Linked DNA regions of Homo sapiens: region 2 is linked to region 1. The links are chromatin contacts, found by Hi-C in ENCODE. All regions are on one chromosome and are shown on one strand. The core of a region is the stretch at or near the end of the contact, and the rest is flanking DNA. Distances in the headings are between cores, read along the strand shown. Region 1 overlaps ELMO1 (engulfment and cell motility 1). Region 2 has its middle 62 kb from the start of NME8.

Region 1 (4,673 bases), core at 1,359-3,858:
TGGATAAGATTCATTAGTGTCTTCTTTCACTGTGCTCGTCTCCCCGCCCCGCTTGCTCTTGGAGGCATTTACTAAAATGCCACCAGTGCTTCCATCACCAGCTCCATCTCTCTCCCACCTCCCGTGGCCACGTGCTGTGTTTGGCCCCTGGGTACAGAGAAAGATCACTAAGAGGTTACCAAACAGAACATTAAAGGGCCTCTGATGGCTTCTTTGACTGATTCCTTTCAAATCTGCCTGGATCCTCTGGAAGCCTCTTCTCAGGATGCATGTTCCACACTGAGCCCAGTGGCTGCCCTCAGGAGTAGATGCAGGCCTCAGAGATGCTGAACACCTCCCTGGCATGGGTTTGCGTGGGATGCACCTGTTCATCAGTCATGCCCCCTCCGTCTGGGGACATCCTGCTGGTGCCCAGACCATCCTCCCTGCTTCCTGCTTCCTTGCCAGATCCTTCTCTAATCCACTTCCTGACTTCCACATAGAGGTCTTTGACTTCAGAGTCCCTTGCTTTGGCCTTTAAACCCCCCTTCATTTAATCATTCTTCAGTAAACATCTATTGAGTGCCTGCTGTATGCCAGGCTCTGCAGCAGTCACTGGGGACGTAATTCTGTGCCAGAGAAACATGGTTCTGACCTCATGGAAGTTTCTAGCAGAGAAGACATGTAAAAGCAAAACAGAAGAGTAAACAAAGCAACGTGGTCTCAAGCGTAAGAAGTGCTGTGAAGTCAACAAAAAGAAACAGAGACAGAATCTACTAGGAGTGGGCACCATATTTTGAATGGCGTGGCCAGAGAAGACTGTGGTCCTTGGACCAACACCAACAGCATTGCCTGAGAACCTGCTAGAAATGCAGATTCTCAGACCCTATCCCAGACCCACTTCAGTCTGATTCATCAGAGACTCCCCCAGCAGTCTGTGTTTAATGAGCCCTCCAGGTGGTTCCAGTGGCCACCCTAGATTGAGAACCACTGATTAAGGCTACGTGATGGGAAGGAGGTAGGTATGTGAAGTGTGGAGGAAAGCACCTTCCAGGCTGAGGGTCCAGATGAGCAAAAACAGGAGAGAGCTTGGCTTTTTTGAGGAACTGAAACCAAGACCATTTTGGCCGGAGCCAAGTGTTGGTGATGTGGGCAGGGATTAAATCAGATAGGCTCTTGCAGACCAAAGTGAAGGGATAGGATTTTAACCTAGTTAAGAAGCCCTTGAAGCATCTTAAGCAATGCCTTGCACTGATCTGGACTCCCTTTTAAGATGATCTCTATTGCTGAGTCCAGAATAGATTGGAGTGGCTTAAGAATGGAAGTGGGAGACCAGGAAGGAGGCTGATACACAGGTCCAAGCAGTAAATGGAGGTGGCCTGGACCAAGGTGGCAACAGTAGGAATAAGGTAAGAAGGTACTTGTGAGATATGTTTTAGAAATAAGCTCAAAAAGACTTGTGGACTGATTAGGTGTGGACAGGGGTAGTGGTGGAGAGGGGGAATCATGATTGACTTCCTGGTGTCTGGCTTCAGTAACTGGGTAGATGGATGGGTCATTTACTGCTCCAGAGAGGCAAGAAGCAGACACGCCCTCTCGGCCTTCCTCTCAGACACTCCGTAACATGGTGGGTCTGAAATCCCACTGTAAACAGCTTCATGGAGTGCATCCTCAGCTTGTCTTCATGGGCCAGTCCTCAGTTCAGCCCAGACCCCTGAGCCCTCATGGAGATGAAGGAGCCATTGCTTCGATCTCCATAAGGGCTCTGTCCCTCTAGCGCAATGTCTTGTGTGCAGTGAACATTTGAGAAATACCTAAATGACTCGGTCTGCTGGAAGAGCAGTATTCCTGTCAGAAAAATATTGAGTCAGTCCCCAGCCTTGATTAAAGATGTATAATTGTTACCTTCACCTTAGGAAGGACAAAAGAGATAAATTGCCTGGCGCCATGAAACACAGACAGCCCAAGGGGTTGAACCAAAGACAGAAGCAGAAGATAGGAGTGGCCAGGGGCCCAGGAGAAAATAGGAGAAACCTGTGGCTTGGTGGTGAGTGACCCTTTGCCCAGTCACCCACTGTGAAGAGTGAACTGCAGGAGGAAATGGGAAGGAAAACAGATCTTTTGACTCTGCTCATCTCCTGCAGAGAAGGTGGGCTGGTTACATAAAAAGCTACTGTGGGCTGCTCAGTTCCTGAGTCTTGCTCACAGGGCTGAAGGAAACATTCCCTCTGTCTCTCACAGATGTTAATAATGAGCATGCCAGTCAATCCACCCAGTCAGGAGTCGCTCATCTCCAGCTGTCCCGGGCACCTTGTTGATGGTGGGTCTTGCATAGTACATTGTTTCTTGTTTTCTGTGTCTGTTTAGGATATACAGGGAGCTGTATCTTCTAGATTTAAATGCTGAAAAAAAGTGGTGAGTGAGAAGGGGAGAATGGAAATGAGATGTATAGGAGCATGGGGCGAACACAGCACGAGGGAACTCCAACCGAAAGAGCCATAACCTAAATCTGAGAAGCTAATTTTGCAGAACCAGCTTAGCCACGGGACTTTGGGGATTTGCTTTGGAAAGATGTTTGCATTGTCTGTGTCATTGGCATGAGGCCACACAGTAGTTCTCAAATGGGAGGAGGGATTTCGCAATGTCTGGAGATAGTTTTGTTTGTCACATCTGGGTGGGGTGGTGGAGGAGGGCACTGGTATCTAGTGAGCAGAGGCCAGAGATATGCTGCTAAACATTCTACAGTGAACAGGAAGGATTTGCCATGGGGATGAGGGGAGTTGGCAATGTCTGGAGATAGTTTTGTCACATTTGGTTGGGGGTGGGGGGCCACTGACACCTAGTGAATAGAGGCCAGAGATGCTGCTAAACATTCTGTAATGCACAGGACAGGCTTCCACAACATAGAATTATCTGGCCCAAATGTCAGTAGTGCCAAGGTTGAAGAACCCTGGCCTAGACCGAGTGAAGAGGACAGAGCAAGAGAACCTGGTCTGATGTCTGCCACCGAGAGAGGGTGTGGCCATGCACATTGAGAAGGGGGCTCTTCAGCTGGTCTGTCATCAAAGGAACCAGATGAGAAAATTCCGTGAAGTCCCACCTGTCTTTTCAGCTCTTGTGTGAGTCTCCGTGAAAATCAGCAGATATTTATATCCTCCATTTGTGGCCAAGGCACAAGGCAAGGGAATGTGGGGGAAACACAGTGGAATAAGAAGTGGTGCCGTTTCCAGTTCAGTGATAGGGTCTCTCATCATGCAAGGCAGATGGAAGTAAGTACCTCTACCATAGGGTAAAAAAGTGTTATGAGATCTTTGAAGAGTGAGTGAGCAGGCCAGGCATGGTGGCTCACGCTTGTAATGCCAGCAGTTTGGGAGGCCAAGGCGGGTGGATCACCTGAGGTCAGGAGTTCAAGACCAGCCTGACCAACATGGTGAAACCCCTTCTCTACTAAAAATACAAAAATTAGCTGGGCGTAGTGGCAGGCACCTATAATCCCAGCTACTCGGGAAGCTGAGGCAGGAGAATCGCTTGAACCTGGGAGACAGAGGTTGCAGTGAGCCAAGATCGTACCATTGCACTCCAGCCTGAGTGACAGAGCGAGACTCCATTTCAAAAACAAACAAACAAAAAGAGTGAGTGAGCAGTACCTTCTATAGGGAGCATATCCTAGAGGCTCTGCCGTATGGTGGGAAAATGTTCAAATCCCTTTTGCGTCTTGATGTATATAGGAAGGTGGTTAAGAGCATGGATTTAGGAACAGTGAGAACTGGGTTTGTATCCTAGCCCTCAGTTTCCTTCTTCATAGGAAGGAGATAGTTGTAGGGTTATAGTGAAGAAAAAAATGAGATAATCTAAAATGGTTCAAATAGCACCTGGCACACAGTCAAGAGGTCAATAAATGGTAGAGACTGTTGTGGTATGGAGGAAGTTACTGCTCTGTGGAGGGGTAGTAGCTGTGTGATTTTATACAGTTGATTTAATTTTTCTGAACCTCAGTTTCCTAATCTGTAAAAGAGAGATGAAATGATGTGCTCTGTAGAACCTTTGTAAGGATAAAAGGACAATGTATGCCAAGTGCCTGGTGCATAGATGACATTCTAACTCAATGTGAAATCTTCTCCTTACTCCGGACTTTGGTTGAAGGAGTCTGGTGTCTTTTGCACATGATGATGTCAACTTGGGTCCCTCACATTGCCTTAGCGTCCTTCACCCAACCCACCAGTGCAGGACATAGTGGTCCTCCCCACCCCGCCCATTGTCTACCCCTCTAAATGATTTTAAGAACCAAGTGTTTGTCCTCTTAAGTACTTATAAACTTCTCTAAGATAAATATTTTATATAAAATCAAGTACCTCTTGATCCTAGTTATGTTTTTCACCACTTATCTATTCAAACTACACTTATTGAGCATCTTCTGCATGCTAGGAACCGACATAGGAGTTGGGGATAATAAGTCAAAGAACGCACAATAACTCACTTGACTGTGTCTATGATAGACAAGTGTTTGCCTAGCTTATGTCACTTGAACTCGACCTTCATTAATTTTGCCATATTATTCAGTTAAATAAACCTGGGCTACATCCTGAAGGAGGAAAGAGAGTCAGCCAGGAAAAGAATCCTCAGGGCCTAGGTGGTTGTGGGGAGGTGATGGGACATTCCAGGCAGAGGGAGTGGCCTCTTGGGTGGAGGCCAGA
Region 2 (4,673 bases), core at 781-3,280, 840 kb before region 1:
ATCACAGTGGGTATACATCCTGTGATATTATTCATAATATCTTCGGGGGATATTCCTTCTAATATCACAGTGGCTGTACACTCAGTGATATTATTCGTAATACCTTAGGGGGATATTCCTGGTATCACAGCGGGTGTACACCCTGTGATATTATTTCTAATATTTTGGGAGTATATTCCTCCTAATATCACAGTTGGTGTACACCTGGTGATGTTATTCGTAATATCTTAGAAGGGTATTCCTCCTAATATTACAGTGGGTTTACACCAGGTGATATTATTTGTAATATCTTAGGGGGATATTCCTCCTAATATCACAGTGTGTGTATACCTTTTGATATTATTCCTAATATCTTAAGGGACATTACTCCTAATATCACAGTGGGTGTACACCTGGTGTGTACACCCGTTGGTATTATTCATAATATCTTAGAAGGCTATTACTCCTAATATCACAGTAAATGTACACCAGCGTGTATATCTGGTGATATTATTCATAATATCTTAGGAAGATATTTTTTATAATATCACAGTGGAGGTACACCCTGTTATATTATTCTTAATATCTTTGGGGAATGTTCTTCCTAATATCACAGTGGATGTACACCCTGTCATATTATTCGTAATATCTTAGGGGGACATTACTACGAATACCTCACGGTGTGTACACCCTGTAATATTATTCATAATATCTTAGGGAGATATTACTCCTAATATCACAGTGGGTGCACACTCTGTGAAATCATTCATAATATCTTAGAAGGATGTTACTCCTAATATTAAAGTGGGTGTACACCCTGTGTTATTATTCATAATATCTTAGGGGGATATTATTCCTAATAATACAGTTTGTGTACAACTTGTGTGTATGCCCTGTGATATTATTTGTAATGTATTAGTTGCTTATTACTCCTAATATCACAGTGGGTGTACACCTTGTGATATTATTTGTAATATCTTAGTGAGATATTACTCCTAATATCACCAATGTTGTACACCCTGTGTCATTATTCGTAATATATTAGGGGAATATTACTCCTAATATTCCAGTGGGTGTACACTCGGTTTGTACACCATGTGACATTATTTGTAATATCTTATGGGGATATTACTCCTAATATCATAGTGGATGTACACCTGTTGTGTACATCCTGTGACATTATTTGGAATATCTTATGGGGATATTGCTCCTAATATCACAGTGGGTGTGATATTATACCCTGTGATATTATTCATAATATCCTAGGGGGAATTTACTCCTAATATCACAGTGGATGTACACCGTGTGATATTTTTCATAGTATTTCAGGGGAATATTACTCCTAATATTATCTTTTATAAGGATATAATTTACCATAGTCATTTGCTAATCATGATCAGGGCAGGCAATGAGAGCAGTTTACTGGAACCAAGACTTCGCTAACCTCAACAGTCTTTAAAACCATGTGAAAAATGAGGAAGCGAGAGAATAGCTTTAGACTGAAGGCTCACAAGGAGGAACAGTGAAAATGAAGAGCCCAGATGAGCCATCCCAGCCACAAAGGAATGTTTATCTCTACAGTTAGTGGTGAAACACATTCGAGAATATTCTCATAAGTAAATGCTTCATTTTCACTCTCAATGTCTTATTTTCAGAAATATTTCTTATTAAAATGAAACACTTAAAAGGTATTTTTCAATGCTGTTTCTCATTGTACTTTTATGTATTGCCCCAAATGTTTCACATTCAGAATGAAAACGACCTGTGGCATGACTTCCTGTGAGACTTTTGTATTCTCAGCAGTAAGCGTCCAATATTTATAACTATAATTTTCCATTTTCAAAGGTCCCTTCTCTCATCAACTGCCATTTGGACATATGGTTTTCTTTGAAGTCCAATCCTCTGGTGATGTAACTTCAACAATGAGGGTTGTTTTCCTCAAAAGTTTTTAATTTTCATATGTCAACCTTCTCACTTTCTGCCCTAACTTCACAGTCATCTGTAGCTGTGCTAAGACATCAAGGCATACTTTTGAGGAAGTATTGGGTGACTACACCCTAAAGATGGAAGGAACTAGCAGTTACAGGAAAACTCAGCACCAAATCATATTATTGCTCAGCTACAGGAATTCAAAAGGACAAAAATGCATAATGCAAGTGCGTTATGGCCTACGTTTAGGTAACAACTGATAAAGTTCTCATTTGCTTTGGAAAAGAGTAAGTATTGTCCCCACCTGTGCCATCTGCTCCACAATCATCCAACAGTGCTTGTGGCCACAGAGATGTAAAACAACAGAATCCAAATGTTATGGAGCCATATGCTTAATTATTTCAAAAAAAGCTCTCAATAAAAGATAAGATTTTAATTCTTATTATCAAAATCAAATATGTACCAATTCAACTCAGCTGGAAAATTTCACATGAAACCAATTTTTCAACTAATTTTAAACAACTCTACTTAAATGAAATTAATTCAAAAATATAAAACCTGGGTTATAGTCCTGAATTTGGACGTATTATCTGACAGTTCCTTATTTTTCAGATAAAACGTGTTCCTGGAATCTTCAGGAGAATGTATGTTCCCATAGAAACCGTGCTATATTTAGGGATTGCTTGTCTAACAAAGGACAAACTAAGAAATAAGTTAGATGTGACCAAGAGTGGAGTATAAAAATAAAAATCAGCTACAATTTGGAACTATGACCAACACAAACTTTAATTGTTCACATTGATGATATTACGATTTCAAAGTACTAAAATCTGTACATATTGCATTTGCAACACAGCTAGAAGAATGCAGGTGTTTCATATATTTTCTTACTATACTCAGAATTCAGCACTTTTTTCTTGGGTAGTGCCAAGATTTTAAAGAAAACTAACAATTCCTTAATACGAGAGCTCAGAAATAATTTACTCCAGAATAATATAATTCTCTTATTTAAGAGATGAAGCCACCCCAATTCGGAGTTTAGGAATTTACCACAAGGCCACAGGGCTACTTAGGGAGAAGATAAAGATGAAAACCAGGGTTTGTGTTCCAAGTCTTTATTTCCACTGCCCCATGATGTACACATGGCAAGGAATTTGAGATAGTCTCTGGCAGACACATTAACTATCTATGGCTTCATTTTCCACCTTCTTTTTGCTATCTGGAATCTTATTTTTGAGTTGGAACTTAACCTTTAAGTAGAAGTTTATTTTTAAATCCTAGAGAATTAAAATTCTTTAAACATAATTATTTTCCCCCTCTAAACTGTTAAATTAAAACATTAACATAAATGATTAGCCTAATTTCATTTTCAGAAGACAAAGTCAATCTGTCCTCGGCTGAGGCAAGTCCAAAGCAAATGCTGCTGGAGATGCCACCAACTTGCTCACTTCTCCTTTTCCATGGAAGTGCCATTTGAAATGGCCATTGCTGGGCAATCTCTGCTCCTGAAAGAATGGGTGGAGGTCACTTTTCTTCTCTAGAGTCCTTAAATTGCCACTCTGAAGTATTTTTAGGAAAGTGGTAACAAAATCTGCAACTGCCAATTTCCAAACCTGTTTACACTCAAAAGTCATTAGCCAAAAACTTGAGATGCCAGGCTTGGTGCCCTGTTTGATCTAAAAAATCCCAGAGTCTTAGCCAACCTAGAAACTAGGAGTAGTGTGTAGGCTCTTCACACTAGGCACCTACATTCATAAAGTATCTCTCTTTATTCATCTTTCCTTCTCTGCGTATGTGCATGTCTCACTCTGTCTCACTCTTGATTGAATGTATCCATGCTCTGGGATGCTTCCAAAGTGTTAAGATACACAGTGCCCTAAAAAGGCCATCTTTGGAATTTGGAGAACCCTCCAGCTGTAGTGGATTTGAGATGGTCACGTTGGGTGGCAGAGCTGGTTAAGAAAGGAGGATAAACTGAGAATCTCAGAGCCAGGGCATTTCAGTGCTTTCCACTCAGGCTGACTCTCTGGGTTCTGTTGCTAAAGTATTTTACAGGGAAGAAACAGAACCCAGAGAGGTAGCCTGAGGAGAAACCACAAAACGGAGATTTCCCAGCAATGGTACAATAGACCTTTCTTCCATTGAGACATGAGATTTCAAATGAGAAGTGTCCAGATAGGTTATCCCATCCCTGTCTTCCACTTTGCAGATGAGAGATGAAGGCCCACAAAGGACATTCTGTCTCTCTCACTCCTCCCCCAGAGGAAGGTGATCCAAGGCAGCATTTCTGAGCATCCATAGGACCAAGAAAACAAGCATGTTAAAAAAAAAATTATTATCTGGCATTTATTTTCTAGTCTAGATATAGTCTCAAATAATGAAATCATAGTTGGCACACAAAAGTCTTGGATGGTTGAAAGCTGTGGATATTAGTCTTCAAATATTTATAAATGCATACCCTGCCCTATAAGAGTGCTCTCTACATCTAACAAAATGATAAATGATTTTAAGTGCAGCAAGAGAGTTGAGATTAGCCACTAGAAGGGATCTCTAATGAATACAGAGAGAGATTTATGCTGGCCTACGACATCCTCCTTTTATATGCTTGACCATAATTCCTACCATGCCACGCTCCATCCCTTGGATTTTATTTTGCTCCTGGAGCCCACCCAGCTCTTTGTGCATTGTGATCTTTCCACCTGTGGGTTTCTCTGCCTGGAGTGCTTTTCTCACTTCCACATGTGGGGCAGTCCCTGGTCATTCCA

Evidence for each region. Hi-C counts contacts between places; a loop is a spot of excess contacts on that map. Pooled maps may share reads with other maps.
Region 2: a pooled map shows a loop between it and region 1 (6-fold over the local background). The contact joins two enhancer-like sites. A Hi-C loop is called at or near these places in 3 of 37 single-sample maps with no recorded cell type and 4 of 50 pooled maps.

What each region holds. Positions count from the first base shown.
Region 1 is chr7:36,947,791-36,952,463 of GRCh38, reverse strand. The region is part of intron 16 of ELMO1 (engulfment and cell motility 1); the gene reads left to right. Among named protein-coding and RNA genes, the nearest start is that of MIR1200, 31 kb to the right of the region's middle. RefSeq lists enhancers at 949-1,178, 1,289-1,338. Within about 2 kb of position 2,608, at least 3 of the 41 ENCODE cell types and tissues checked have a DNase peak (open chromatin) inside an H3K27ac peak, as active enhancers do.
Region 2 is chr7:37,784,213-37,788,885 of GRCh38, reverse strand. No RefSeq gene overlaps it. Among named protein-coding and RNA genes, the nearest start is that of NME8, 62 kb to the left of the region's middle. Within about 2 kb of position 2,030, at least 3 of the 41 ENCODE cell types and tissues checked have a DNase peak (open chromatin) inside an H3K27ac peak, as active enhancers do.